Linked DNA regions of Mus musculus: region 1 is linked to region 2. A link is a loop called in an ENCODE intact Hi-C map of the cell type or tissue named here. Cell type or tissue: gastrocnemius. All regions are shown on one strand. Links, peaks and the distances in the headings refer to the core of each region. The heading gives the core; the rest is flanking DNA.

Region 1 (15,502 bases), core at 4,074-12,073, 56 kb before region 2:
CTTCTTGATTTTGATAATATTCACCCTAAATTCCTCCTAGATCCTCTGCTCCCACTCCTTCACTCCTTCATATATATACATTAACCTCCTGAGTCTAACATGTGCTGCCTATATGTTCACAGGGGTAGGGATCATATAAACAGAGAGGATGGTTGACCTCATGGGCCACACTCTTAAAGAAAACAGACTCTTTCCCCAGAAAGTCATCTACTGTCAGTAACTCCCCAGCTGGGGGGTAGGAGCTTGTGAACCTCTCCCGTCTATATTGGGATGCTGATCAATGGAGTCCTTTGCAGGCAACCATGGCTGCTGTGTGTACAATGGTCCCATCCTGTCTAGAACACACTTTGTTTCCGGTCCTCCCCAGCCTCTGGTTTTGACCTGTCTTCCACAATGGGCCCTGAGCTTTGGGGGAAGGAAGGATGCTATAGACATCCCACTTGGGGCTGAGCACTCCACTGACAATGTGGTGGTTTGAATATGCTTGGCCCATAGAAAGAGGAACTGGTAGGAGGTGTGGCCTTATTGGAGGAAGTGTGTCCCTGTGAGGGTGGGCTTTGAGGTCTCATATATAAGCTCAAGTCCGGCCAGAGTCTGTTTCTCCTGGCTGCAGTTGGATCAAGATGCAAGCCGGGCGGTGGTGGCACACGCCTTTAATTCCAGCACTTGGGAGGCAGAGGCAGGTGGATTTCTGAGTTTGAGGCCAGCCTGGTCTACAGAGTTAGTTCCAGGACAGCCAGGGCTACACAGAGAAACCCTGTCTCGAAAAACAAAACAAAACAAAACAAAACAAAACAAAACAAAACAAAAAAGATGCAGAATTCTCAGCCCCTTCTACAGCACCGTGTCCGCCATGATGTTAATGGACTGAACCTCTGAACCGATAAGCCAGCCCCAATTAAATGTTATCCTTTATAAGACTTGCCTCCGTCATGGTGTCTCTTAACAGCAATGGAAACCCTAACTAAGACAGACACTCTTTACACTCTAATCAGTTGTGAGTGCACAAAGAAAGTTCTCTGATGATGTCAGAGTTGTACTAATCTATAGGTATAGCGATATGAGGTTAGAGGGCAACTGGATGCTGTGTGCATTTAGTAAAATAATAGCAATAGGTTCACCCGAGACCAATATGCTCCTTGGTCATGAATCCTTGGCCAAATTTACAGAGCCAGGCATGGGTTTCTTTCTGTGGAGTGGCCTCTGAAATCCAACCAGAAAGCAGCTGGCTACTCCCACACCATTCATACCACTACCCCACTCCTGGCCTGTTGCTATTGGAGCTCACAGGATTCACCATTGAATAAGATGATTACCAACCCCGAACCCCACACCCGCAATCTGCATAGCACCTTTCAGTACTAGGAACACTCTCCAAAAGGGAGAAAACTTCCTGGTCAATACCAACTTGATTTCTCCTGTGACCAAAGTACGAGGTGTCTTCAATAATAGGGTCTTTCCATCAAGCATGGTGGGCAGCCAAGAGCAATAGCAATAGGCTCCATTACTTGGGGAGTTTCTGGGAACCCACTGAAATAATAGATTCAAAGGAGAGATTTCAGTGCCACAGAGAGCTAGGATGCTACCCATATGCTATGCTTCCCAAGCTGCTGCTTGGTTCCAGCCTCCAGGCCTGTCCTGAAGACAAGGTTCTGATGCTGACAAGTGACTATCTTGGGGGCTCACGCACGGCCCACGGCCAGAGGCTTCTGGCACAAATCCACATGCAGGAAGTTTTAGATAAACTGTGCATTAGAAAGGCATCTAAGGGGACTGGAGAACAGTGGTTGGGGTGCTGGCAGATCTTTCAGGGGACTCAGGTTCAACCTCCAGGGCCTACATGGCAGCTCAAAGCTGTCTGTGACTCCGGTTCCAGGGGATCTGATATCCTCACACATTAAAAAAAAAAAAAAATTAAAAATTAAGAAAAAAAAAAAGAAGAAAGGGAAGGAGAGAGGGAGGGAGGGTGGGAAGGAAGGAGGGTAGGAAGGGAAGAAAGAAAGAGAGAGGGGGAGGGAGGGAGGGAGGGAGGAAGGGAGGGAGGGAGGGAGGGAGGGAGGGAGGGAGGGAGGGAGGGAGAGAGGTATCTAAGATGGGGCTCTAGAGCCCAGAGGGATTACACTCTAAAACACATTTTTTTAAGTTCAAAATAAATAAGGGGAAATATAAGTGAAAGGTCACATTTCTGGGCCTGGGGCTTGAGCAATGGCATCCACTCTGAGGTCCCGAGTCCTCCAGCGCATGCTCACACACAGTAAGAAGCAGAGCCTGATCAGCACTGATTAAGGATAACTTTCTACAGGAGGTCAGGAAAGCATCAAGCAGAGACGAGCATTCTAGCTAAGGGCACACTGTGAATACAGGCTTGGCCCTTGAAATGGGGACAGGATCTGACTGGTTTTAGAGAAGCTAATAGATACTGTTGAGATTAGTTGGCAGAACGCTCAACGATTTCCGGGAAAGGTGGCAGCCCCAAGGCCTCTTCTGTTTCTATGGTCTTTCTATTATGGGGCCTGCTACTGCTGAGGGGAGGCACCTGGAGATGAGCAATGACTTCACTCAACAGGACAGAACAGACAGAAAACAGAGGGGGATATTTGTGGTCCCCCTCCACTCCACTGCCCCCGTCATCTCTCTCTTCTCTCGTTACTCCATGAACAGTAGTGGAGGAATTGCAAGAGGTCACTGGACTGCCAGGGTCTCCTCTGGGGATGGGCAAGGGGCACTGGAAGATCCTAGGATACAGCAATTGAGAGATTAGGAACTTAGGCTTGGGCAACACTGCCTTATTCACAACCCGGACCTTTTGTAGCAATGCCTTTGTTTGTATCACACACTTACCTTGTCTCTCAGGGTCAGTCTCAGTCCACACAGAGATAACACATTTGGGTGCTTGCCACACTATTCTGCAAGTGCTCACAGTGGGAGGTGGGAGGAAGGCATCTCACTACACCATGGCACCAGAGTACTGTGTCCTGGTGAGAGAGGACACCACTCCCCTCTCCTCAACATAGGAAATTCAAAGTCGCTCCTCCTTATTATGAAAGCCAGCCTAGCCAGGGAGATGCTTTCTCTCAGTGACATTTGAGTGAGAACACGCCAGAGGAATGGGCTTATATCAGACACACCGCCCCCAGAAACACTTGGGAAAGACAACACCTATTGATAAGAAACAAACCAAGATGTTATATTGAATGCATTATGGGACATCTACTCCTGTCCTTGCGACTGCAAAGGGCACTTACAGTGAGGATTGTCACAGCCATAGACAGACAATAATAGTGGAAGCAAAAGAAACCAGAAACTAGCAAGCGCAGGAAGGAATGAGGTCTGTGCACCTGTAGGAGCTTGAGGGGGATCTCCAGCCAGGCTCTGTTCTCTAGAAGTGCAGGACTGTGCTCATCCACTCTGTACTCACCAAGGGGAACAGAAACCTTGGTTCCAGGGAGCCATAGCTGCCCTACGACTATGAGGTGGGGATGTCTCCTGAGCATTGTGAGGGTTGGAGGCAGCTGGACAGCCAGAAAGGCTGACTGGCAGGGGCCAGTCTGCAGAAGGCCTCAGAAGCCCACTGAAGAGCTTTGTTCTGAGACGGTGGGAGCTACTGAAAGCTTTTGTTTGTTTCTGTACTTTTAAAAACAAGTTAAGCACATTTGGGGATGTAAAACGACACCCACATATAATGAAACCAGTATGAGTAGCATTTGTTGGGCTCCCGGCAATAGGTGTCAACATCTCACCAATCTTGCCACCAAAGGGCTTAGGGGAGTGCGTGACAAGAGAGCTACATCTGAGAAGGACCCTCAAGCTCCTCTGGAGAGGCTGATAAGGATGCTGCAGAGCAGGGTGCATGGATGCATTAGGTTGCAGCAGGCCACTCATTCATTTGTTCATTCATTCATTTGTCCAACAAGTGCTTCCTGAGTCTGACTACGCGCCCTGCCCCCGTTCTTGTTGCTAGGGATTCGGGTGTAAAGTGTCTGTGGTACCTGTTCCCTGGACCAGTTGGCATAGGAGGAGAAGGCAGACCAGCAAGCAAATGGAGTGAACTAGGACCTTTCATAGAGCAATATAGAGACAGGATATGGGAAGGGGAGGAGTGGGTCGGGAGGACCATGGTTCACAGTCGATGGAGAGTCGGGGTGATTAGAGCAGCATAGAGTGAGGGACAGAGGGGCCTGCAGAGGCCCAGCAGGAAAGGATCCTTAGTCTCAGGCAATAGCCAATGGACGCAGTCCATGTAATGGGATTTAGAAGAGACAAAAGGAAGTGGTGGTGGATCCAAGGCAGGGTGGGGAGATGTGTGGACTCAGGTGTGTGGCTTGAATATCGCCATAGTCATAGGCGCCTTTCCTCATGCCAGGAAAAGAGGTTATGGGAGACTCATACTATCAGCAGCTATGTCTCTTTACATTATTTTAAAAATGCATTTATGTTTATTTTGTGTGTATGGATGTTTTGTCTACATGTACAGAAGTGTACTGCATGTGTGTCTCATGGAGGCCAAAGAGGATAGGACTAGAATTTGGGATGGGCGTTTGTCGCCATGAGGTACTTGCAAGCCAAATCCAGGTCCTCTGTGAGAGCGTAAAGTATTCTAAACCGCTGAACCAGCTCTTCACTTTGCTGTTGGTGGCAGGGTTTCTCTGTGTAGGCCTGGCTGTCCTGGAACTCAATCTGTAGATCAGGCTGGTCTCGAATTCACTTTAGTTTTTGAAACAGTCTCTCATCACACCAATTCAGCCAGAAGCCAGACTGGATGGCCAATGGGGTCCAAGGATCCTCATGGCTACGCCAGCCCAGTGCTGAGACAAAGGAGACATGCAGCTTTTACATGGTGCCAGGGATCCAAACTCATGTTCTTATGTTTGCACAACCTTCTATCAAGCCTTGCTTTATTTTTTTTAATTTTAAATTTATTTTTATTTTATGTTTATGGTGTTGTGCCTGTAGGTATATCTTACCAGGAGAAACCATCCAATCATCTGCAACTGGATGTCTACAATTACAGACACTTGAGCTACCTATGGTTCTGAGACCCAAATCTGCTCTCTTCAGCTCTCTGCTTTGGTTTTGGGGTTTTTTTGTTGTTTTTGTTTTTTTGTTTTGTTTTGTTTTGTTTTTGTTTTTTCGAGACAGGGTTTCTCTGTATAGCCCTGGCTGTCCTGGAGCTCACTTTGTAGACCAGACTGGCCTCGAACTCAGAAATCTGCCTGCCTCTGCCTCCCGAGTGCTGGGATTAAAGGCGTGCGCCACCACGCCTGGCTTGCTTTGGTTTTTTGAGACAGGGTATCACCACATAGCCCAGGCTGACCTGGATGACTTTCTTCTTCTTCTTTCCTTCTCCTTCTCCTTCTCCTTCTCCTTCTCCTTCTCCTTCTCCTTCTCCTTCTCCTTCTCCTTCTCCTTCTCCTTCTCCTTCTCCTTCTCCTTCTCCTTCTCCTTCTCCTTCTCCTTCTCCTTCTCCTTCTCCTTCTCCTCCTCCTCCTCCTCCTCCTCCTCCTCCTCCTCCTCCTCCTCCTCCTCCTTCTCCTTCTCCTTCTCCTTCTCCTTCTCCTTCTCCTCCTCCTCCTTCTCCTTCTCCTTCTTCTCCTTGTTTATGAGTGTGAGTACACAGTTGCTGTCTTCAGACACACCAGAAGAGGGCATCAGATCCCATTACAGATGGTTGTGAGCCACCATGTGGTTGCTGGGAATTGAACCCAGGACTTCTGGAAGAGCAGTCAGTGCCCTTAACAGCTGAGTCATCTCTCCAGTCCTGACCTGGACTTCTTGATTCCCTTGCTCATCCTCCTGGGTGCTGCGGTTGTCTTCAGGTCCCGTCATGCTAGACTTTTAGTTTTGATTTTTCAAGACAGAGTTTCTCTGTGTAGCCCTGGTTCACCTGGAACTAACTCTCTCTCTCTCTCTCTCTCTCTCTCTCTCTCTCTCTCTCTCTCCCTCTCTCTCTCTCTCTCTCTCTCTCTCTCTCTCTCTCTCTCTCTCTCTCTAAACCAGACTGGCCTTAAACTCAGAGATCCACCTGCCTCTGCCTCCCAAGTGCTGGGATTAAAGGTGTGCGCCCCCACTGCCTGGCTATTCTGGCCTTTTTTTAAAGGACAGATTTTACAGGAATAGGGGTCCTGTGAAGCCATGTCGATATCTCCAGCCATTCTATGGCTCTGCTCATGTGGCTGCCCCATTATGTTAGGAGGGCAAGAAGGTAAAGTATTAAAGGGAACAGGGGTTTACTGGGAGACTACGTGCAGGCCCGGGATGGACAGAAATCTAGAGTCAGAACATCAGTTCTAATCTCATTCTGTGACTTGCATAGCAAACAAACAGATTTATGAGAAGAGGAAAAAACAAAAAAAACAAAAAACGCGGCCTGTGAAGACAGTTGGAATGCTAAAGAGGCAGAGACCCCATAACCCACCCTAAATAGGCGATCAGAGACAAGAAAAGGCGCTTGTCCCAGGAACTTGCTCCTCTGTTCCTTAAGCCTGCTTTCTAGCTATTAACTGTCCTTGCTGTGCCTTGCTCCAGAAGGACATTTTTCTCAGCTGTCTATTTTGGTGTTTGTTGGGGGGAGGGGGCATTCGGGGTCATTGTCTGCGAATGAATCCTGGACAGCAGGAGCCTGCTGCTCTCGCTCCTCTGCCTGTCATCTGTCACAGAGCCAGAGCAGCCTGCAGCTAGGCTGTGGACTGCCTAATGAAGACAGAGAGGTGGTTCTGGCTGTGCACAGGTGTCGCTTCCCCATTAATGGAGGTGACATTCCGAAACACTACTCATTATAGAGCAGACATTGGACAGGGCTGGGACACATATTGATGGCAGCAGGGCCAGCCAGCGTCTGTCTCAAATCCCATTGCCCCTGAGCAGGGAGCGAGAGGGACAGAAGCATCCTGAGAGTGTCAAATCTACGGGCCCCTCTCTTTCCAGAGAAAAATGAATTCTCTACAGGCCTGACATTGGGGAGCAAGTCATTTTTTCTGCTGCTTTCTGACCCAAGGGTTAGGCCCACCCCAGTGCTGACCAACCCACATAGAATTCCTCAGTTTGTGTCCTCCTCGGAATGGCTTATAGGGCCAATGAATGTGGGTCATGTCAACTTCAGGCTTCCACATAGAGGCTCTGATGGCTCTCTTGGCAGTGGAAATTGACCCACCTTGTAACTAGGAGGGTATAGGTGCAGAAAACTTACAGGTTGGGGGCTGTCAGGGTCCCGGGACACATGGACACGGACAGAGGAAATGAAAACTGGACAGTTTCCTCTTGTCCTTACAGACTTTGATTGATTCCTGTAGGACAGGAACGGCCGACCCATCATCTTGAAGACACAGCTCCCAGAGCTAAGAGTAAAGTGGCCAAAAGAAGAGCTGCTACATGCAAGCACACACCCCTCAAAATTCCTGACGCCACCTTCCCTGGTCCCAGGCTTCGCGCACGCGCATTAGGCCGCCCCCGCGCAGCTTGGTTTTAAACTCGTGGCAGACGGAACTCGACTTAAAAATAACTGTTTTGACAGTTGCGATGTAAATATGTGAGTGACGCGTGGGGCTGTTTTTCCTTCGAGCTTCTCCCATTCCCCGGGCCAATCCTACACCCCACCCCACCCCGGCTCCGCTGAGGCTGAGATGACTAGAGCGCCTCCTGCAGGATACTCAGCACACTGCAGTGGAAGAATTCCCTTCCAACACACCACACCGCACCCACCATTCCTGTTTTTGCAGTTTTGAGATGAACCTTGCTATTTATCACAGACTGCCCTTCAATTCACAATCCTGTGTCTCAGCCTTCTCAGTGCTGGGATTAACAGGCGTGCGCAGCCCTCCTCACAACCCCATACCTACCCGTCTTCAGTTCAGTTTGACCTGTATTTACTAAGTCTCTCCTCTACACCCAGCACTGCGCTAGCTACAGTAGAACATGTGAGAGATACGAAAGGCAGACTGGCTATTTGTAACGCTTCCAACCGAGCGTCTCAGTTACCGTATCTTGAACACCTACCTGCCCAGGGCCAGGTACTAAGCTAGGAGAACGCCTGAACAAAGTTACCTTACTCAGCGCGGAAGAATTCCCTTTCAACATACCACACCGCAGGCGGCACAGAAACTCAAGGGGCGTTTTACTCTCTGCATTTTACAAGTGGCTAAGAGACCTGTGGGACATGAAGCAGCTTCAGTAGGCAAGCACAATTAGAACATGGAGCTGGGAACCTCAGTCTCTTCCTGTCCCCATAAGCCATCTTGTGATGGAAGGGCAGCAGTCATCCTCTCTATAGGTAGGGAATGAGGTCTATCAGGACACCAGCGAGTCATCTAAGATAAAGCCAGGACCATCAAGGACACTTTGAGTGTCCGTGCCAGCCTGCTCTTTCTGTCTTTCTAGTCAGACAACAGAAGGAAGGGACAGAGTGTACGTTGTCCTTGAGATTTCCAAACTATCTCTTACAAAATGTGAAAGAATGAGAGGAAGGAAGGTTGGAGTGTGAACCAGTGTATGCTCCGGTATTTATACCCAGCACGGTCTGAGACAGAGCAGATAGGGCAAGCTTCCAAGCTGACTTTTGAACTAAAAGCATTGGATGTGGGTCTGTCCCAGGTTAAGCCTTTATGAATACCTTGTCAGAGTCCATGCTGAGCGTGGTCTGTCCTTCACTGTCCAGACAGTGTCCTGTGCCCTTGGTTAGGTGTCCACTGATGCTCTCGGGTACTTTACATTTTATCTTCATGTATGGGTTTTTGTCTATGCCTGCTTGTCCCTATGAGCACCATGCACATGCAGGAACCTGAGGAGGACAGAAGAGGGCGCTGGATCCTCTGAAACTGGAGTTACGAGCAGTTTGTAAGCTGCTCCATATAAGAGTTGGGAACTGAACCCGGGTCTTCTGCTAGAGCAGTGCTCTCAACCACTGTGCCATCTCCCCAGCCCTGCTCTCGGGTTTGTTTCTCCCCCTTCCTGTCCCAGGAGAACCTCTGAGGCAGCCGCTGGTGCTGGGAAATGTCTGTTAGTCACACAGCATTCCTCCCTCCTGAATGTTAACCCTGTAGGATCAAAGGTTTGTGTCAAAGCACTAATGCAATGCCAGGAGTCAGACTCTGGGGGCCGAGAGGAACTTGGGAACAAGTGGACTCACTTGTGACAGAAGAGGCTCCCACAACATGGTAATACCATATTGGCTTTCGCCTGTGCATACAGCCAGGCTCAGCTCCGAACCCATCTCCTCTGAGAAGCTTTTCCTGGCTCTCAAGCCCCGAAGCACTTTGCTTGAGCTCTGCCTAGAGGATCCTTGAGTCTTGTCATGTTGCTTTCTGTCATGTCTCGAGTTCCTAAGGAGTGGGGGCACCGCTGACATCCTGTTTCTCCTCAGTGGCGCCCACAGTGTCCTGCTCAGGGTCAGGATTCAATACTGACTTTATGAATTCAATGAACAATAGCACTCATTTCTTCAGGGTGAAAACGGATGCAGATAGCAGCGGGCAAGCATGCAAGCTGACAGTTGAGTCAAAAGCATAGGATGTAGGTCTGTCCTGGTTAAGCCTTCATGAATACCTTGTGCCAGGCATTAAGGAAGCTCAGCTGGGAGAAGAGAGCCATCCTGACCATGACCAGTCAGTCCACTGCTGTCTACAAAAACTGCGCATCATCTGTAATCCTCCGCCTTCAGGAAGCTCAAGGAGGAGGATCAGATGTCCGAGGCCACCCCAGGTAGCAGAGTAAGTACCTAGGCCAGCCTGGGCAATAGAGAAAGATCCTGCCTAAAGACCATAGTTTATCAATTCATGTACAGCTGTCACGTGACTTGCCTTAAACCAGCCCTTCCTTATAGAAGGCTGGCTTTGAGGCTATGGCTGATGGCTTAGGTTCTCTGTCCTTTCTTTGGGGCCCCATTTCCTCACAGTAAGTAGAATCTCTGCCCTACCCCCTCCATCCTTTTTAGAGCTCTAATGATATATAATTCATAACACCTGGTAATCTTTGTTCTGAATGCAGCTCAGACTTTCTTTCCTTGCAAGACCGACAATCACGCATTCTGTCAATAGTTCTGAGAAGCCCAAGTAAAGATCTTTATTTTATATTAAAGTAGCTGTAAGCCGTGAGACCATAGGGCAGTTCTAAACCATTACCGCTCTCCAGCTCGAGACCCACTAGTTTCCTGAGATGCTAGGAGGCAGGAGGTTGGCTTTTCTCAGTTTATAGACAGTACAAATGAGGCTCATAGTACCAGGGCCTCCGGTGTCCCCCAGGTCTCCTCGCCTGTGCACACACTCCTGACTTTCCTACACAGCTTCATTTTCCCTCTTCTCAGATCGGCACGAACGAGTTTGGCTTCTGCTATGTATTACAGTGTGAAATCAACACAGATACCCCACACGCCTTGACAACATAATTCACTTGCTGCAAAGGGACGTAATAAAGTGTGTTTATTACAGCAATTATCAGAGCAGAATCTGCCAGCATGCTTTTCAGTGGCGACCAGAAAATGCTTACTCCAGATGCATAGATTTCGGAAACTGTGCAGCTAGAGCCAAAATAAAACCAACGAGGCTTAGTAAATGGGTCTCAGCCACCCTAGGAAAACAACCATTCAGGAGCCAACTCAACCGAAGCAAAGGTTAACAAGATGTAGATTGGTGTTTTGCTGGGTTAAGATCCGGACCTGCTTCCAGGGTAGAGGTGTTGGGGATATACATAGAATGTACCCCATAGCCCAGCCACCCCACATGCTGAGTTCACACCCCACAGATCAACAAAGGGGAGTATAGATGGAGACCATTAGCACCAGTGATTCTCAGGGATTCCCTGCCAGTGTAGTGGAAGTTGGGACACAGGAAGACAGGTAAAGGCTGGGCCATGGAAGGGTGGCAGAAAGAACAGCTAAAGAATGCCTTTCACTAACTGCAGCCTTCAAAATCACAATGTGCTCCAGGCTAGAGATGGAACTCAGTGGGAGAGCATTTGCCTAGTGGTTCTGTGGCCCTGGGCTTCATCCTTAGCCCCTTGCAGGCGTATGGAGGTGGGACCTCAACGGAATATGGCTAAACTGGAGGGAGTCTGCTTTCTAGCCTGGGGATGATATATATGCTGCCTTGCTTTGGATAGAATGATTGGACAAAGATGCAAGCGCATATGTCCTGGCTTCTTGGTAGAGGGATAGAGGAGAAGTAGCTTAGATTCCACAGCAACATCAAGTTATCTGACTGCTAATTAGCCAAGCAGAGTACTTTATGAATTGCTTATGCCAACAGGACATTCCTCAGAACCTCAGGTGTTCCCAAAAGAGGCAGAAGTGCATGTCAGGGCTCCCTGGGAAGGCACCCCGAGCAGTGGCCCTTCCTACTCGATCATAGTTCAGACCTCTCAGAAAACACAAAACTGGTTATTTAAGCCAGCAAACCAAAGAGGTCCCTCTAGTGAAGGAATGACTTAAATGTGTCCCCCTTTCTTCCTTATCCCTTTGCCTCTTCGAGAAGGTGCTATGCTAAGGGATGGGGGCAGAAGGCAGCTGGGCTCTCTGGAACAGAGAAAGTCAGAGCTTTGAGCATCATGAACAACAGGATAAAAATAGCAGCGTTGCCATGGCAAGGGAGGCTGGGAGAGTCCTGAGGATGTGTCTAGGTCCTGCCATCTCCCCTGCTGGCATTCCTCCCGCCCCTCAGAGGGAATGCAGGAATGGACTGAGGGAGGAGATTGCTCCTGCAGGGAAGGGAGCTGACCAGAAGCCCACTAGGAAACCCCTTGGGTTTCAGACCCAGGCTCCTTCTGCCAGGGCTCGAGTTACAGAGTCCCTGGCTTCTGAAATGTTTTCTTTGGTGTAAATGCTTTGAGCAGCTCCTGGCTCACTCCACTTGTGGATGGTCTGCTCTCCTGCCTTCCCTTTCTGCTTGTTGAGGAGCCAATGGTTTCACACAAGAATCTAGAGAAGGGGCCTGTGCAGTAACCCTAGCATTCATGGTGGGTACCTACCAAATCTAGCTGGTCTGGGGGTTCTAGTGGTTATGGGGGACTTGTTCTGACAAGCCAGGCATCCTGGTGTTAGACTGGTTAGCAGCACATATTGCACGCTGAAGGCTCGCATCAGGACCAGGTGACAGAAGTGGTAGCTATGACCGGTCTTCCTTGTGTACTGAAGATGCAGCAGTTTTTCCCTAGAAAGGGAACCTCTGGGTCCTGAGGTGCACTCAGCTCAATGACTTGCCAGGCACAGCAGCAACCTTCAGGGTGAATGGTGGACCTCCTGGAGCAGCAGCTACGAGACTATTGGATGCAGCAGTCCAGACTCCCTTTCTGGGTGAAAGCCTGCCTCTTTGGTTGGGGAAAAAGGGTCCAAGGGTCCATCTCTAAGCTTCGGCCATGTCTGGCTACATCCAACACAAGGTGCCTTTCACGTGGGGTAGGGAGGGCAGGTGTAGGACCCATCCTTGGGAAAGAGGAAGCAGTTTCTTCGGTCAATCGGAGTCAGTGCCGGTGGAGTGACAGGGGAAGAGGAAATCTGTACTGTCCCATGCAGACAGCACCACCTCCCATGCAGTCACCGCTGTACAAATCCCATTGGAGGAGTGGGGGAGAATGGTTCCATCATCTTAGCGATGGCCCACTGTACAAAGTGAACCCAAGCAGGAGTCAGGCCCTTCTGAATCTCTTTAGCAACTGAGCCATAGTAGACTCCAAAGACGGCAACTGTCAGGGCCTGAAGTCAGTGCCAGCTACAGACGACCCCCTTGAGTCTATCCAGGAGGGAGGGAAGATGTCCCAGCCCTCCCTGGAGGAACATTGTAGAAGCTCTGATCTAGGCTTCCCCGCACATTCTACCACTTCAGATCTGCCTGTTACTCAGAACACATCCTCTGGGGCATAGGATGCCTGACATTCCACAAAGAACTGGCCTCAGTGGAGACCAGTGCAATCCCCTTTATAGCTGAAGAAACCAGTCCCAGAAATGAGGCCTGACTCATCCAATGTCACAGTATCACTGGCACTCAAGCACAGCCCGAACCCAGGAGACCTGCTCTTGGCTCAGGGTTCCTTACATTGCACGTCTACTTCAGTTAAATTATTGCTTTTTAAGATTCTCTTCTTAAAAAAATAGCAATTTCCCTATTGATTTCTATGGATCTATACATTCAAAATGCCTGCCTCCCTTAGGAGTAGAGACAGGAAATGACATTCTGATTAACTATCTTTCACCTGAGACAAGAAGCCCTTGGGCATCCTGGACCAGAGTCTTAGAAGACACTCAAGTCCCAGTGACCCCAAAAGCCATCTATACACCACTCTCACTGACTAGTTCTGTAGCCCAAGAGGTGGAATCCCTGTTTAAGTTGGAACAGGATCTCCACCCTCTAAGGATGAGTGTCAAGCTGTAAGAATGGAAGGTATGCACACCTGCCTCACCCTAAGAGTACAGGGCCACTGAAATAGATCCTAAAAGGATCCATGGGCTGGGCTTCCCTCAGGCAGAGTGGAAGGGACTTTAAACAGATAATACAAAATTGACTGAACCCACCAGATGCAGAACTGAAAACAGGTTTCCAGCTGCTTCCTAGATGCTGAGAACAGAATCCCCATCTCCAACAGTCAAGACAACGCTGCAGTTCCTCCCTCCTGCTCAGGCCAGGCCTGCTGCAGTGTGGCTACACAGCTTACCCTGGACGAAGGGAGCAAGGACATTGGGTCTGCAAGCAGTGGTGGGACCAACACTTAAAAAACCTTGAACCTCCCATGTTCCTATAGCAAGGGCTCAAGATATCTAGTGTCTCTACCATACCAAGGACATGCCTGTGGGGGAAGCAGCTCCCTGAGTCAGCTTCCTGCCAACCCCTGGGGCGGCCTCCCTGCCAAAGCCTGGGAAGTAAGCACAGGCGTGCTGCCCTTTGCTGCCCCCTCCCAGACCTTAGTTCTCCATTATCTGACCTGTCCTCTGGGTGAGCCTATGTGGTTGGGACATAACACCCGACGCTTCTTAGTGACAGGGATATGATTTCACCCTCCAGTTCCAGAGAGACTTCTCTGATTGCAGCCTTGAAGGCAGCCTGCAGTTAGAAATGCTGGAGAGTAGGGGGGGGGGGCGGCGGAATCTCTGGTTTCTGTAGCAAAGTTAGCCCCCTGAAGCTTTTCTGCCATTTCTGCCTCACCCAAGGCCTCCGTCATCTCAGAGGACAAAGAATCTGGAAAGTTTGCTTTATTCTTGTGACCTCCACTGGCCTTTACTGCAGAAGCTTGCTATTTCCCTGAGGGAAGGATTTGTTTATAAATCTTTGAATATAAAAGCAAATAACAGACAGTAGGTGGTTCAGGTGGGAAGGCAGAGGCGAAAAGCCAGTGGAGAATAGCAGAGAAGCTAGCAGCTCAGGCTCCACCAAGACAACCTTGATCCCAGCAAATCTGCAGAAAGCCCAAGAAACACCCTTTCCCGTTTGCTCAGAGTCTCTCGCTGAGTCCAGACCTTCCTCCATCTTTGACCCTGACGGTGGTGGGAATGTGACATCTCCCTTGTGTGCAGAACTGCTTGTCCCAGTGAGGAGGGCGGCAGGCTAGCAGACCAGAAGCTGCTCTCTGCTGCTAAGAGTTGGTTCATAATCTCCACCTCTTCCTCTAGCACCTAAGAGACACAAGCACAATGACAAAGCCAGGGAAGGAAGGAGAGAGGGAGGAAGGGAAAGGAAGGAAACGCTTTTGCTTCTGAACTCCTAGAAATGGCCACAAGCTCCTGAAGAAGGAGGTGACACGGAACTGGGAAGAAGAAGGGGAAAGTCTAGGACAGTCCTAGAATTCCCTGTGCTCAGAAGGTGCGCTATGCCAACAGCTTCCCAAGGACAGAAGGGAACGAGGCAGGGTGTGAGTAAACAAAATGGGATCAGTGGTGTGGCCGAGCTCTAGGGATAGTCCCTGAGGGGCTTAGTGCCTGAGGAAAGGTCTCCCCACATCTGTGTGCTGACAAAGAACTGAGGGCTTCATGAAACTGGTAGGTCAGGGCCAGACACACAGAAGAGCCTTCTACTGTCTGACCCTTCGAATGTCTGATTCGGTCCTCCATCTCAGTCCTGGCCCACCTGGCCCAAGAGGATGCAAAGAAAGGGCTAAGACCCTGGAGCCCCAGCCTAGACTCCATCTTGTGTTTGATGGTGGTGTCGCATACATCAAACCCTCCAAAGTCTGCAAAAACAGTTACTTTGCTGTTTAGCAACTGCTTTCCTCTCCCAAGGCTGCATAAGCTTCATGGGAGGGGTCCCCTGAGAAGAGCCCCAAAGTTTCATTCCTTGATCCTAGGGAGGCTGTCCAGTCTCCAGAAGGCAAGTGGCAGATCCTGGGGAAACCCTTGTGTAGCTGAGGCCTCTCCAGGAGCACAAAAGATTGGTAGCTAATAGGGGTGGGCACAAGAAGGCGGATGTCCTCAGGTTGTTGGTCAGGTACCAGTTAAATAAAGATGGAAGACACACGCTCTGAGCACCACAGCAGCCTCAGGCTCAGATCCACGGGGAGCTGACAAGGGAGGCCCTGGTTCTGCTCACACCAC
Region 2 (15,502 bases), core at 3,647-11,646:
CCCATCTCCTGACTGCTTCTCAATGCTGAAATTCAAGTTCCCAATGCTGGCTTCAGAGTCATGCAGTAGTCTGGTGTTTCTACGACTCAATAACTGTTACTGGCTCTCCTCCCCTCTCCTTCCATACTCTTCTACTTGTTTTCTGGGATCACTCCTTAAATAACATTCTACAAAGAAAACTTTACTTCGGCAAGGGCACACTGATGCATTCTGTAATCCCAGTGCTAGGAAGATGAAGGCAGGGGATGGAGAGTTCCAGGGCAGCCTGGGAGATGGAGCAAGGCCTTTTCTCAAAAACAAGACTTAAAATAAACCCCAAACAAACTGGTTAATTAAGAAAACCTTGGCGGGGATTTGGGGGCTGGAGAGATGGCTCAGCGGTTAAGAGCACTGACTGCTCTTCCGAAGGTCCTAAATTCAAATCCCACCAACCACGTGGTGACTCACAACCATCCGTAACGAGATCTGGCGCCCTCTTCTGGAGTGTCTGAAGACGGCTACAGTATACTTATAATAAATAAATGAATGTTAAAAAGGAAGGAAGGAAGGAAGGAAGGAAGGAAGGAAGGAAGGAAGGAAGGAAGGAAAACCTTATCTGGGCAGTGGTAGCGCATGCTTTTAATCCCAGCACTTGGGAGACAGAGAGGCAGGAAGATTTCTGAGTTTGAGGCCAGCCTGGTCTACAGAGTGAGTTCCAGGACAGCCAGGGCTACACAGAGAAAACCCTGTCTCAAAAACTCAAAATAGATAAATAGATATGTAGGTAGATGGATAGATAGTTAGATGGATGAAAGATGGATAGGTGGGTAGATAGATGATAGATAGGTCTATAGATAGATAAGGAATGGACGCCGTTTGGCAATTTCTTTAAAATGTAAGACGTGGAGTTAGCCTATGACCCAGCACTTCCACTCCCATGGAAAACACATGTTTAAACAAGCAGTTGCACACACATGGTCACTGGAGTAGAATGTGTAATAATCAAAATGTAGAAATGATGTCCATGAGTTTATACATTAATACAGGGTAACAAAATGAACAAAGGGTGCATGCTCGAGCAAGCCGCTCCTGTGAGTCTCTGCCTCTTGGGGTCCTTTGGTCCAATCCACAGTTCCAGCTATTGTGGTTACAGGCTGAGAGAAGAAAACAGAGGTTTAGCCTTAGCTGTTTTCTAAGCAGGTATGGGCAGGTATGAGCAGGAGAACAACTGCCCTCACTTGAAATCAAACACTCCGTATCTTTCTTGACCATTCACAAAGAAACCCCTCCGATCCTTCCTGTATCCTGCTTTATCTTTTTTTGTTGTTGTTGTTTTGTTTTGTTTTCTTTTCTTTTTTAGGTTCTGGAGTTGACCTCAGGACTCAAGGCCTCACACATAACTAGACAAGAAGAAACCTAGTTTTCAACTTACTCAGAACACAGTCCCCATGAGACTGTGCTATTATCCTCCCAGGAGGTGCACCAGGAGCCCCTGCCCTACCCGAGCTTACCCAAGGATCTCTTGAGCTTCCAGACCCGAGAGCAGGCAGCCTCTTTGTGCTCCAGGAAGCCAAGAAGCACAGTGTGACTGGAGACTGAGCCCTGAGCCAGCTGGGACACTGAAGGGCCTCTCCACTTCCCTGCCTCTCAGGGGGCCGGCTCTGCAGCACTCCATATTCTGCCCTCAAGGCACAACCACCCTCTTTTCTTTATTGTGGCAACTACCAGGTGTACCCTGTCTTTCCTGAAGCCTCAGAATTCCTAAGGTAGCCTTTTTTGGTACTTAACTGGCAGGCTGCCCTCCTCCGAGAAGGGCCATGCGGATTGTCCCTTTTCTGTCCCAGGTCCAGAAGCTCGGTGGTGGGCCAGTCAATCCTCTAGGCTGGCTCCACTCTCCTTCCTGGAACACCTGCTTCAGAGGATACACCTACCCTGCCCTTCCCTGCCAGATGGCCTGGCATTGCCCTTGCCAGCTCCCTGTGACTTGCAGAGGACCCCTGCCCACTCCTGGAGAGCCAGGGTGCAATGACTTCAGCCAACACTTATACTGATCGTTTAAAGTCATTCAACAAGTATTTCGGGCCAGCCTGCTCTGAGCGAAGTTCCATGCCACTCCCTGGGGCATGAAGAAGATTGAAGACATCAAACTATATCCTAATGCTCTAGAGCCTTGAGACAGGAAGACAAGACTCACAGCATGCAATGTAGCAAAAGCAAGTGCAGGTCCCATTAAACAGAGCTAGTTACCCACAGGCAGGCTCTACTGGGCAATACCGCAGCTCAGAGAGGTTAGGAGGTTTGTCCACGGTCACATAGTTAGTAAAGGGTGGAAGTGGTATTAAAATGCAGGCTGTCCAGCTTCTGGGCCAAGGTTTATAAAATGTTTGATCTGTACTAGGTGAACACAGGGGAGAGGCACAGAGGCAGAGGTTGCAGCTGCTTGGGGGCAACTGGGCAACGCTGGATCTTGGGTTTTGCTTTTCAGATACCTTGAGCAGCTTGATCCTGGCTCTGGACTCTTAGAGCCGGAGCGGCCTGGCAGCCTCACCACGCTACCTTAAGTTAAATCTTGCAGGTCAGGATTGAGCCTTGTCACAGGATGACTACAGAGACAGTCTTAGGCAATGATATCACCACTGAGTGGCAAACAGCCTGCTGTCCTACTCCATTAGGATGTGCACAGTGCAGCTTCCTTCCCTGACACTTGTCCCTCATGACATTTACATGGCGGGGGGGGGGGTGTCAGTGCAGAGGGAGTATTATCCAATATTCTCTTTCTTGCACCTGCTGCCATACCCAGCTCCCCAAATAATGACGCAATAAAATTAGTGCGTGAGGCTAGGAATGAATCTCTGGAGATGTTTGCCTAGCAAGCAGGGGGTTGTGGGCTCCATTGTCAGAAGGGACTGATTATGGTGGCCATGGTAACATAAACATTACTGGGCTGTTCATGGCACAAAAGTGTGAGGATGTTGAGTTGGGATTCCTAGCGCTCGAATGAAAGGCAGGGCACGGCCACCCAGAAGAGAGAGACAGGCAGATCCTACGGGCTTGCTACCAGGGTAGAGAAAAGAATGCCCAAAGTTGATGCCTGGTGTCTCCATGTTCATGGCACACCAGCACACATATGTGCACACACATTCACATATGCACAAAGTTTCTGAAGGATGGGTTAGATGAGGGAAAAGCATGAATGAATGAATCATAGCCCTGCCCCCCACCCCAACTAGTCTAGCAGACATCACCCGTCTCTGGGCTCCTGGCTTGTGTGGCTTAGCTTTAGTTCTGGCTCTAATACCAGCTCAGAAAACACTGTTACATCACGGTGGGAACAGTCCCAAGGATCTCAGGACCCTCTCATGGCCAAAGGAAAATCAGAGCCAGAGCCTCTGGCCACACCAGATTGGCGTTCCTTTCCTTTTGCCCCATCCCACTGCTGGCTGCTCTGCTCAGAAGCCCCAAGGGGAACCTGGAGGCCATGGTGTATAATCCCTTTTTGCTTGGTCCTCACTGCATCCTCAGTGCCCTAAGCAGTGGAGCAGGTACAGAGAGGTGGTGCTCCGATGCTGCAAGCATCCCTGGACTGTAGCTCACAGATCCCTTAGTGCTTGCAAGCACTGTGGTTGCAAGCTGCACTTGCAAGATCCCCTAATGGCTGCAAGGGCAGACAAGACTGAGAACTCTGGGGACCTGGGTCTGAGGCACACAATCTTAGGGGGTGAGGGGAGAGCAAGAAGAATGCAGAGGCCACTGACCAGGGAAGCAGGGCACCATGATGGGGCCAGTAGTATGCAGTGAGCAGAGGAAGGAGACAGAACATGCTGGTCCATAGAGGGAGGAGTGACAGGGGAGGGAGGAAGAAGAGGACTGAGCACAGAGCAAGGAGGAAGCAGGAGAGGTAGTGAAGCTGGAGCTAGGAACGCACACATAGAAAAGCCCGGTATTCCTCCCAGCAGGTCTGAGACCTATTTTGTCAAGTTCTGATTTTGCTAATGAGGAACAGCAACTAATGAGACTCGCTTTCTCTAGATATGAAGTGGGCTTGCCCAGCTATGAATCTGCAGGGTGGGTTTGAACCTAAGGCGTCTGGCTTTAGCACCTAACCCCACAGTGTGCTACCTAGGCAGGCAGAAGGCAAAGGACAGAATCCCTTTAGCCTGCCATCCCCCAGGGACAGGAGCAGTCAGGGGAGACAGGAGGCCTTTGCTGAGAGCAAGGCAAGGGGAGCTGCTGGGGTGGATTTGAGAAAACTGAGAGGTAAACTTGGCAAACTGTGGAGCTGGCAGGGACTGCTGAGCTGGGAAGAGGGAGGGGCGAGGGGGAATTTGCCTGTTCCTGGCAGGGTGCTTAGAGGAGGGTGTGTCACCAGCCAGGCAGGCTGCAGGAACAGAGAAAGGTCTTCAGGAGGTCACTGGGTTCAGCCTGGGACATTATTACCCTGTAGGTCACCCAGATAATAGAGATGCTACCTCATGCTCCCCGGTACCTCCCTCCCTGTCTCATTCTCCTCCCCCACCCCCATCCCCATCCCCTGTTCCTTCACAGCAGAACCACCATTTCTTGAAGAACCCTGAATTTCCCAGACCCTCTGCTCCTGGTGTGGCGTCCTCCCTCCCCGCCCTCCTGCAACATGTGTCTCCTCTGGAGGAGCAAGATAGACCCTCCACCAAATTCCTGCCAGCCCCTGAGCTCTTCAGAGGCTCTTCAGAGTAAAGATGTTGCTTTCCAAGGTTTTCTCTGATACTGTGGGATGCATTCTCTTCCATGTAACAAGATCATGGAGTGAGACTCTAGCCCCAGAGTGAACATGCGGCAGGCTGAAGGAGATTCCGTGGGGATCTGCAACAGGAGTTGCAAAGCAGCCAACCGACAAGTCCCATGTTGGTGCTTGGATAGGGGAAGCTGGGAATGTGGAGTCTGGGGTGGAGGGGTGTGGGGGATGTGACAGGCAGCACTTTGAACTGAGAGAGTTTTCCTCTGAGAACAAATAGCCTAGACTCTCCTGACTGGCTCGCCATCCTGTATGGCAAAGAGCCCACAGGGCCCAGAACATCACAGCCCCGCAGTGGGCGCCCTTGTTTCAGTGAGGTGTTTCAGTATACTCTGAGCTAAAGTGGCTGGTTCCTGGAGCTGTTCTCTCTACTTTCCTTACCTGTCAGGCCATGCCAGGCATCTACCTGTGGGGAAGCCCCGCTGCCTTGCAGCGGTGTGTTCTCAGCAGTCAGGCACTACACCACAATGCCGAGCTGTCTAGAAGAGCCTACTCCTCATGGCAGCTGTGTGCCCTGGTGCCTGCTACCTCTGGAACTGCACCTTCTGGCCTGCCTCCCTCTTGCCGATCTCCCTCGCCCAACAGGTCATCCTCAGGATCCCTACAGCCCTATCAACAAGGATGGGTTGGTGGGAGGGAGGCAGGATATTCTCTGAAGAGAGAATGGAGTTAGATTTATGCCAAACGGTCCGGTGTTGGGGTGTGAGTAAAGCGTCCTTTATATGATATAGACCTGTGCAGGGACCATTTACCTTCATGGTTCCCGTCAGTCTGTTCTGCAAGGCAGAAACAGAGAAAAGGCAAGAAGGAGACCTGCCTCGACGCAGTGGGAAGCTCTGCATTAGCCTGGTCCTTGGCAGGCTGTGAGCTGATCAAAGGGCACGGTTGTAAACAGCAGGGGAGGGCATCTCTTCCCAGGTCGGGAATCCTGCAGACCTCCGAGCAGCCAGCAGGGCCTTCCTGCCCTCTAGTGGCCGAGCCTGGAAGTACATTCACCTCACAAGCCGCTGAGCTGCTGGTATCTTTCAGAAGTGTCAACAAACCTTCAAGGTCTGCCATTATCTTTCCCTGTGCTGATAGAGATCTTAAGAGTTAGAGGTATATACTTGCCTTCGTAGTGGTGGATCAGGCTGTGGGAAACAGGACTGGGAAGATTCGGGTTCTTAAGTGGGGAATGTTTTTATTGTGGCAGAATCTAGGAAGGCTCTTGGAGAGGCCACTGCTCCTGTGTCCCCACCTCCATCAGAAGCTCAAGGTCCCCCTTCTTTCCAGGGCCCACCACCCTTTTCTTCTAGGGTAAAGGACTGCAAGCTTTGAGGTCAGGGGACAAATAATAAATGCTCTAAACCTGTGAGCCCTGTGTTGGAACTACCCACCTCTGTCCACCGGTGTAGCAGGAATTAGTCAAGGACAAAGCCTAACGGCATGGCTGTGTGCCAATAAAACTTTATTAACTGACGTTGAAATTGGAGCCTCGTATTATTTCAGTCATTACAAAAAAAATTATCTCTTATACCTTTTTTTTTTTTTTTTTGGTTTTTCGAGACAGGGTTTCTCTGTATAACCCTGGCTGTCCTGGAACTCACTTTGTAGACCAGGCTGGCCTTGAACTCAGAAATCCGCCTGCCTCTGCCTCCTGAGTGCTGGGATTAAAGGCGTGCACCACCATGCCCGGCTTCTTATATCTTTTTCAAGCATTTTTTTTTAAATGAAAAACTTTGTCCAGAGCCGTGAGTTCTGTTAAGTATCTGATAAAGCTGTTGCATCCTGTGTCACTCCAGGGACCCCTGAACCAAACAGAGATGGAAGTGAGAGCCCAAGGTTTTTGGAGCGGCTGAGCACTTAGAACCCAAAGAAAAAGTGTAACTGCTCTTAGCTTGCAGGCGAACAAAAACCTGGAAGCTGGGTGAAACCCCCAAACTTTGCTCTAAGATGTGGGAGTCTCCACCAAATTCATTCATGTTCAGCTCCTGTCTGACTGCTCCTTTTCAGTCCCTTTTCGTTGTTCTGTTTCTTCGTGGTCCTGCCCACCACTCTGTCTTCTCTTCGTGGGACCTAATTCATTTCTAGTTTCCACTCTTGGGAGCCTCAGGCCACACCTCAGCCGTAGAGCCTGTGCCCAACTACTCCGAAAACCTTGGGCTCTCACCTCCATCTCTGTTTGGTTTAGGGGTCTCTGGAGCGACACAGGATGCTAGAGAAAGCAACAGTTTTATCACCTCTCTGGTTTGGATCTTAACCCTGCTTCACCACCAGTCTGAGCAGGGTCTGTATCATTTCCCTCTGGGGAACTCTGGGTGTGATAAATATGCAGCCCCCTGGCCAAGTCTACACTCAGAAGCATGCTACTTGACGGTGTGTGTGGGGGGGGAGTTATGGGGTGCTGAAGGGGTAGAGCCTTTTGCACTGGGATTTACCAACCTGGATCTCAGAAGAGAAGGAGGCTTGGGAGTCAAATAGTCCTATGACACCAGAAATGGTCCCATAGCTAAGGAGAAAGGATGACGTCACATAGAGAAAACTCTAAAAAAATGCCCCAAGACCGATCTTACTCTCTACAACCAGCAGGTGGCAGCAGAGGCCATGGAGCAGCGTTCTCCGGGCCTGAGAAGGGATGCTGTTGTTTACTTCCTATTCGGGCAACTGTGTCCTACAAGGCAGGAAAGGGGACACTAAGTCAGAAGGAAGTGGTTGTTCTAGTGCTTTTCAACTAAAAACTTACTGGATAGGATCAATTGGTATATGGATGAGAACACTGAGGTAGAATCTCAAAGCCGCAATCCTTGGCTCCCCTCCCCCACCCCCCCAAACACACACACACATCCAGGTCCCTGGGTCCAAATCTCAAATGGATGGGCTACTAGCTATGGAGCCTTGTGTTCACGTTTCAGTCTTAGAGACAGAGCCAGGCATAGTGGAGCATGTGGGTGACCCCAACGCTAGGGAGATTGAAGAAGCAGGAGGATTTTGAGTTTATAGGCCAGCCTGAGAATTTCTAATTAATTAACTAATTATGAAATATATGGATATGTCTGATATATGAACAATTGAATATATATATGGACAATGCTGATTATTGGTATTTAGTCTAAGCTCCACCCCCACGGTTACCTGACTCATTATAAAAGGGGCTCTGCTTGTCCCCTCCTCTCTCTCTTGCTCTTTTTTTTCTTAAAGATTTATTTACTTATTATTATGTCTAAGTACACTATAGCTGTCTTCAGACACACCAGAAAGGCCATCAGATCCTATTACAGATGGTTGTGAGCCATGATGTGGTTGCTGGGATTTGAACTCAGGACCTTGGGAAAAGCAGTCAGTGCTCTTAAACGCTGAGCCATCTCTCCAGCCCTCTCTCTTGCTCTCTCTTGCTTTGCTCTCGCTCCTTACCCTCTTTCCCCACTCCCCTCTCTCTCCATGTGCTCATGACCGACCTCTGCTCCTCTTCTTCTCTTCTCTTCTCGTCTCTCTTCTCTCTCTCTCTCTCTCTCTCTCTCTCTCTCTCTCTCTCTCTCTCTCTGCCTTTCTCTCAACTCCCCTCTCTATGTCCTGAATAAACTCTATTCTATACTATAGTGTGGCGTGGCTGGTCCCTCGGGGTGAAGGGATGCCTCAGCATGGGCTCGCAGAAGAACCCCTTCCCCCCCCCCCTTCCCACACTTCCACCAAACATATCCCTGGTTTCTTTCTTTTTATAAAATACAACACTGGTGGCATTAGCTCATGGGATTGAGAAGTGGGTAAACATGAAAGTATCTGACACTTGGAGAATGCTTAGAAACATTTAAAACAATTAATTTTTTCCACTTTTTTTGTTGTTGTTGGTTTTTGGTTTTTGTTTTTCGAGACAGGGTTTCTCTGTGTAGCCCTGGCTGTCCTGGAACTCACTCTGTAGACCAGGCTGGCCTCGAACTCAGAAATCCACCTGCCTCTGCCTCCCAAGTGCTGGGATTAAAAACATGTGCCACCACCGCCCGGCTGAGAAAGTCTCAGTTGCCCAAGCTGATCTTGGAACTCATTTTATAGCTCGGCAGGCCTTGAACTTGTGACTTTCCTGCCTTGCACCACCAGGTCCAGCATAAGATGATTATCTTTGCCAGGCAGTGGTGGCACACGCCTTTAATCCCAGCACTTAGGAGGCAGAGGCAAGTGGATTTCTGAGTTTGAGGCCAGCCTGGTCTACAGAGTGAGTTCTAGGACAGCCAGGGCTACAACAGAGAAACCCTGTCTCAAAAAAAAAAAAAAAAAAAAAAAAAAAAAAAAAGACTATCTTTTAGGATCATTCCTGAATGGGAGCTTTCAGGTCCCTCATTCCCAGGATCTAAGCCTGGGACTCACCTAAGTGCAGAAGCAGCAGTGTTGCATGCCAGGAGCCTTGAGTTTTGGATAGTGAGGTGGGGTGGTTGGGATAAGGCCGGTGCCTGGCTGGGGTCAGCTCCCCCTCCACCAGCCTCCCCCTCCCAGCACCAGCCTGTTTGAGACCCTTAGGGATGCTCTTTGATCTTACTCCTTCCTAATTCTGTGCCTTGGAGCTAGAAGCTGCCCCCAGGTCTCCTGACCCACGTGCTGCTTTCCAACAGCATCAGATATTCAGACAAGCAAAAAGGACGCGGAGCTTGCTCTGGCCCGAGGAGAGGCTCGATATAGCTCGGAGAGTGGTGACTTCCTGCTCAAGAATTTCCTATCTTGGAGTCCTGAGATTCTCTCTGCCTGACTTTGCAGATTCTCCGGAGGCAACTTGTTCATCTGTCTCCTCTCTCAGCCCTCACAGTGGGTGGCACCAGGAAAAGGGAAAGCTGGCGTTCCAGTGTCCCCTAGACCTAGAAAATTGGTTAAAAAGGAAAGTGGCCCAGTCCCATTCCCCATCCCCACTCTAGCCCTTCCCACCACCATCCCATCCCCCACCCCCACCCTGGTCCTCGGGGCAGTCAGGGTGTTCGGCTTCTCCAGAATAAGGAGGCCAGACTGCCAAATTAGCATCTGCAGGAACCCCTGGGAGCAGAAATCTAAAAACAACTAAACGACAACCGAGGAGGTCAGAGGCCTGGAGCAGTAAAAATCGAGAAAGGCGGTGGTAGGCTAGCCTCCCGTGCGCAGGCCTGCAAACTGGTTCCCGACCTGATGCTTCAGCTCCTCTGTCTGCCCTTCCAGGAGCCCTTGCCACAGTCCCCTGGGACCCGCAGACTGCTCACTCTGAAAGGCGCTTGATCCCTAATCAAGCGGGTGGCATTTGGGGAGATCCTTCTTGATGGCCAGGTACCAGGACTCGAGCTTTGGGTGAAGTCCCTCTCCTTGGATGCATCACTCTGCAGAGTCCAGATGGCCAAAGGCAGATGCACTTCTGTTTGACTCTGATTTCTTATAAGAGCCGGAAGTATGCTGGAGGAGGGCAGAGCCTGTGTTTCGGGGCATCACAAGAGGGAGAGATGGAGCTTTGGTTCCAGCTGGACACCATAATCCTTCTAGGTCCAGGGAACTGAACCCAAAGTGAGACCCAGGATGAGCTATGTCCTGTGGGGGAGACACAGGAAAGAGAAAGCGCAGGGACTTTTGTCCAGTGGTCTGAAGAATTTAGTCAGACGCTGGGGTTAGTCCCAGCACTCAGGAGCCAGAGGCTGGCAGATCTCTGAGTTTGAGACCAGCCTGGTCTAAAGAGTGAGTTCCTGGACAGCCACACACAAGGCCAGTGGAAGATGCTTGGTGTCTTCTATCGACCTCCACCTTATTCCTTTGTTTGTTTGTTTGTTTGTTTGTTTGTTTGTTTGTTTGTTTGTTTTTTGAGACAGGGTTTCTCTGTGTAGCCCTGGCTGTCCTGGAACTTACTCTGTGGACCAGGCTGGCCTTGAACTCAGAAATCCATCTGCCTCCCAAGAGCTGGTATTAAAGGTGTGCACCACCACCACCTTATTCCTTTGAGACAGTGTCTCTCACTGAAATCCAGAGCTAGCCAGAATGCCTGAGGGAATCTCCCTTGTCTCTGCCCCACCCCAACCTCCCCACCCCCCACCCCCGCACTAGGGTTAGAGGCATGTGTGTGCACAGTTACACTACTTTCACTGTAGGTGCTGGGAATTCAGGTCCTCGTGGCTGCACAGCTGTGAGCCATGTCCCCAGTCCATGCTAGACGTTTCATAAACAATATTTCATTGAACTTCCACACAACCCTAGAAGTAGTCAGATCACTTTTTTTTTTTTTTTTTTTTTTTTTTTTTTTTTTTTTTTTATGAAAAGCAGACTTTGGAGAAATCAACCCCACTGCCAAGGCCACAGGAGTCCCGAGAGCATCTAAGCCAGACCCTCCTACGGCCAGGCACCATTTCTCTCTGGAGTGGCTCTGTGGTCTGTGACTCACAGAGTCCCATTGGGAATGGAGCTGCACCCTGATGTGTGGCAGAGATCCCCACATCCTGGAGTTTGCCCTGCTCCTGGCTGCCTTGCAGTGGAACCTGGCTGCCTCCCCTGACCTCAGCCACAGACAAAGAGCACACCAGCTCTGGATTTCAAGTCACTCACCTCTGCCAGCCCAGTCTTCTTATCTCTAAGATGATGTCATAGCATTTGTTTAACCCTTGGGTTAAAGTGACCTGCTAAATAACTGCCTCCAAGGGCTGCTCCCCTCCATCATCTCCGGGTCTGCACGCTCCCCGCCCTGCCTTTCTCTGAAGCAGTGAGGATCTGTTCTCTCTGCTTTGCCTCTCCCCCAGGTGCACCAGCCAGGGGTCCTCGGTGGCTTCCCCTGAGCAGCTGCCAGTGTCCCTTGGACTTCAAGGGTTACTGCTACTCACACCACAGGGAAGTAAAAAAAAATGATAACTATGGGGGAAGTGGCCATTGCTGGATCCTTACAGTCCCCACAAACCTCCCTTCTGAGGCAGGCAGCAGCTGACTCAGGTACTCATGAAGGGCTCTCTATTCCATTCTACCACAAAGGCCTTGCACCTTGCCTCCTCTGAGGGCTCCCACGGGGAGCCAGGTCTGGTCTCAAGAGGGCAGTTTGTGTTTCTGCTGAGCCTTGAAATCTCCCATCTTCTCAGCTTTCGTTTTTCTCAGGGACAAAGATCCCCTCTGGGTCCTTCCTGCTCTGCCAGGAAGAGAAGGCAAATGGATAGGTGGAAGCTATCTCACGTCTGAGCCTGCCCTGGCACTCCAGGAGAGGAGGAAGCCTGGCCAACTCACCTCCAGGCTACCTGGATGACGTGTGCTCCCTCTGTCTCTCCAGGAGTAAATATTGGAATAAATTCATTTACCGGCTGTTTAATTAAGAGCAAAGTCAGTAAGGGCTCCTGAGTGGTGGGAAGAAGTACTCAGAGATAGCAGCACCCAGGGGACCCATGGGCAGGCTCCCCAGGGAAGTGCAGGCCACAAAACCCTTTCTTCCCCTAGCTACGTGAGCCTCTGTCCAATGCCACCAACTTGTGAGGCTGGGCTGGACACTTGGAATGCAGGCCTCTGGAGAGGTCGGTTTCTTGCCAGGCCATTTGGCACGTGTCTAACTCAGGATAGCCTGGTATTTTAGGTATTGTACCTGGTCACGCCACCGTCGTTTGGTCACCTGGGCACTCACCTGTCAGTGACCGCACATTCAGGCATGCCTGATCATTCAGGTATAAGGTCCCTGAACCACGCTGATCGGTCAGGTGAGTTCCAGTGAGTAGGTCTGGTATCTGTCACACCATGTAGTCGGGTTGTGTTCCTGGGAGACACGAGTGGCTTACTGCACTCAGGTCACAGGACTCATTCCAGACGAAGCCGAATATAAAGCTAAACTCCTTCCTCTTCCTTACTCTTTAGTATCCTGGGCCCATCCACTGTGACCCCAGATGCTGACCTTTGTGTGCCCCTCCCTCTTCTATGTCAAGCCACCCCTGGCTGTGCTGGGGTCCCAGGGGCTCCCAGGAGTTAGAGAAAACAGGAAACTGGCCTGAAAGGAACTTAGGGAAACCAGCAATGACTCCAAGGCTACAATCTCCCCAGGGCTGGGTTCACTGGACTCCCTGCTATCAGCAGGTCTAGTGCTGGGCCTCAGAGAGTAGCTTCCTCCCTAGCCCTAGGTCCAGTCTGGCCTAGCTCAGCTATGTCCGTGAGTTGGGACTTTGAGCAAGGGGGCACATTCTGCCCAGGCATTTCTCTGGGTTGTGCTAATCCTCAGAGGCATGACTCATGGCCATAGGCTATCTTCTTCTCTCCAGCCACAGATTGGGGGTGGGGGACAAAGTCAGCACTGGCATGGTGCCAATCAAAGCCAATCACCCTGGGGAGTGGTAGGGCTAGAGAGGGCTCTGGGCACTTCCTGGCTGTGATAGCAGAGAGAGGCAGGTTCCTGGGCTCTGGCTGGGTACTGAGCACAATCAAGGGCTTGGCTTTAATATAAAATGCCACACAATTATATACCAACCAAAGCCACATCTTTTATCTCTGCTGCAGAGGTCCAGAAGCCCTGATCGTTTCTATCCCAGTAAATTCACCTTCTCCCTTCAGCTGGATAGTTTTGGTTTTTTTTATAGCTCTCTCCAAATCCAGAGCAGGGGCATGGCGCTTGGCACCCTGCAGGCTCAGACCAGAGAACTGTGGGGCAAGGATGGGGAAGAGGTGTCTCTCCACAGGCCGGGGCCACTGACCTTTCTCCTCTCCTCCAGCCCCATCCTTTCTCTAGGCAGCAGAATCCGCATCGGAGCTAGAGGCTTGGGTTGTCCATTCCTCTATTTCCTGGCTGGTAGTCATGGCTGGCTGGAGCCAGGGGAGTATCCATGGCAAGCAACCCACTTGGTACCTTTTCACCAGAGCCATCTTTTCAAGGTTTGCCCACAAGAGTTGCAGAAGAGAGGCTATGCATCATATGGGGAGGGCAAGGAATTATGGGCTAGCTGTGGTCCACTTAACCTCCCCTCTGCGGTTGATTTTCCTCATTCAGCAATGCTAACACCAGTTCCCCATTCTGTCTCAGGGGAGCCTCTTTAGCGAGGGACAGTCACCTGCATTCCCACAGGCTTGCAAATCTATTTCTCTTACCACACTTTTGCTCCTGGCCAGGGTGCTCTGTGTACCTGTCAGCCAGAAACACCTCACACAGCTCTGGCTTTAAGGCTCTGGGAGTATCACAGATGACTCTGTCAGTCACCCTGCATCCATCCATCCTTCAGTGGAGTGGAGAGTGGGGGACGGTATGGGGGAGGCTATGTGTAGGTGATCCTGTCCTAGGTCCCAGGATTTCCCCCACCCGCCACCCTCTTTTCCTTTAAAATTTACTTTTATGTAGTACGCATGTGTGTGTGTGTGTGTGTGTGTGTGTGTGTGTGTGTGTGTGTGTGTGGTGTGCTATGTGTACAACAAAGGTGCCTGCCATACAATAACACACATTCGAAAGTCAGAGGACACCTTTCAGGAGTTGACTTGATTCTCCCTTTCTATGTGATGCAATTCGGGGGACATGGAGTTACATGAAAAGCCTTTTACCTGCTGAGCCATCTCACAACCTACAGCCTCTGATCCCTCTCCCTAGGACCTCCCTTCCTAACGTCCATCCTCAGAACCCCCTAGAGGCTAGTCTGTCCTTCAGGCTTTGCTGGATTCCGGGTATCCATGTGTCAAGACTTGGGGCTCCCTCCTGTCCTTCTACTGCACCTCTCTAAGTCTCCCTCCATCCCACAGTCACAAGAGGCCCAGGCTGGAGACTTATAATTCACACCTTTAGTTTTCCTTCCCTGGAGCAGGGCAGGGGAAAGGCCTCAACTTTGCTGTTTTCCCTAAGAAGGGGTAGGTGGGGGTGAGGTTGGGGTTTTGGGTTTAATTATGGAGCAAGAACTTGGTTATCAGGTGCTCCCATAAGGCATATGACACCTTCTCCCCGCACCCAGCTAATGAGACGGTACCAGGCAGCTGGCAGGTGGGCTCTGTAATTTAGGGGCCTGATTGCAGAGGCGGCGAGTGCCTTTAACTTGATCAGGGCAAACGCCTCTGACTTTTTCTGACTCAACTAAGGGTTGTGGGGTGGGGGTGGGGGGCTGAGTTCTGGTCTCTGTCTAACGTGTTGCAACATGGCAAGCATCTCAGTGGTATGGTGGGTAAGTTCCAGTGGCCTCTAGTTCAAAGTGGCTGTGTAAGGCACTGTCCTGAGCTGCTTGGTGACAGACGATGCAGAAAAGAAAGTCAAGGTCCCCAACTGCACCTCAGGCCAAGTCTTCATAGGCACCTGCCTCAAAGCTGCCACCGTCAGCAAGAGTGTCTGTCACTGACAGCAGGCAGGAAGCTCTGACAACCTTCTGAGACCCTCACAGAAACTTTCTCTCTGAAACCTGACAACAGTTAGTGAGTGATTCATCTTGGTTAGCCTGTCACTAAAATTCCTTCCCTGGGGGGGAGATTCGAACAACACCTGCTCCCTCCTCCCAAGGTCTTGATGACAAACCAAAGCTCAGTTCTACCACATTTCATCCAATGAGTTGATTGGGTTTCATTGTAGGACACAGATGACAGCTCCTGACAGGGTCACGGATGACCCAAAGCAACTGGACATGAAGGTCTGGCTCCAGCATGGATGATGGTTTCCCCATAACTGCACAGATGGCCACCTCTCCTCTAGTCTTTCCCAATCTGTGCGCTCTTGTTCCTACCTGAGACCCCAAGACTGCACATAATTTACATATGGTTGGCTGGGAGGAGTGGTTGGCCCAATGACTACTGGTCTTATCCTTTTAGGAGATGTGGTTTGAATAGGAATGGCCCCCAGAGACTCATGTGTGAATGCTTGGCTCA

Evidence for each region. Peaks named below come from ENCODE experiments on the same cell type or tissue, not always from the same donor. Only the 100,000 strongest peaks of a DNase experiment are listed, where the experiment ranks them.
Region 1: it touches region 2 in a loop (5-fold over the local background); 16 of 42 quality-filtered maps call a loop at or near these places.

The regions. Positions count from the first base shown.
Region 1 is chr1:132,204,437-132,219,938 of GRCm38, reverse strand. It overlaps Gm29695 (a long non-coding RNA gene), which reads right to left. Exons shown (of 2, transcript XR_387385.4): 2 at 10,392-15,502. It also overlaps a transcript of Lemd1 not described here. Among named protein-coding and RNA genes, the nearest start is that of Mir135b, 14 kb to the right of the region's middle. In gastrocnemius, for the core only: CTCF peaks have their summits at 7,639 (motif pointing left) and 8,786 (motif pointing right); DNase peaks (open chromatin) are centred at 6,656, 7,542, 8,813 and 11,623; H3K4me3 peaks cover 519 bases; H3K27ac peaks cover 471 bases.
Region 2 is chr1:132,147,766-132,163,267 of GRCm38, reverse strand. Gm30242 (a long non-coding RNA gene) reads right to left here and starts at 12,673. Exons shown (of 3, transcript XR_387381.4): 1 at 12,315-12,673; 2 at 9,943-10,146; 3 at 9,126-9,570. In gastrocnemius, for the core only: CTCF peaks have their summits at 5,715 (motif pointing left) and 7,317 (motif pointing right); DNase peaks (open chromatin) are centred at 5,186, 5,700, 7,326, 9,965 and 1 more place; H3K4me3 peaks cover 280 bases; H3K27ac peaks cover 1,816 bases.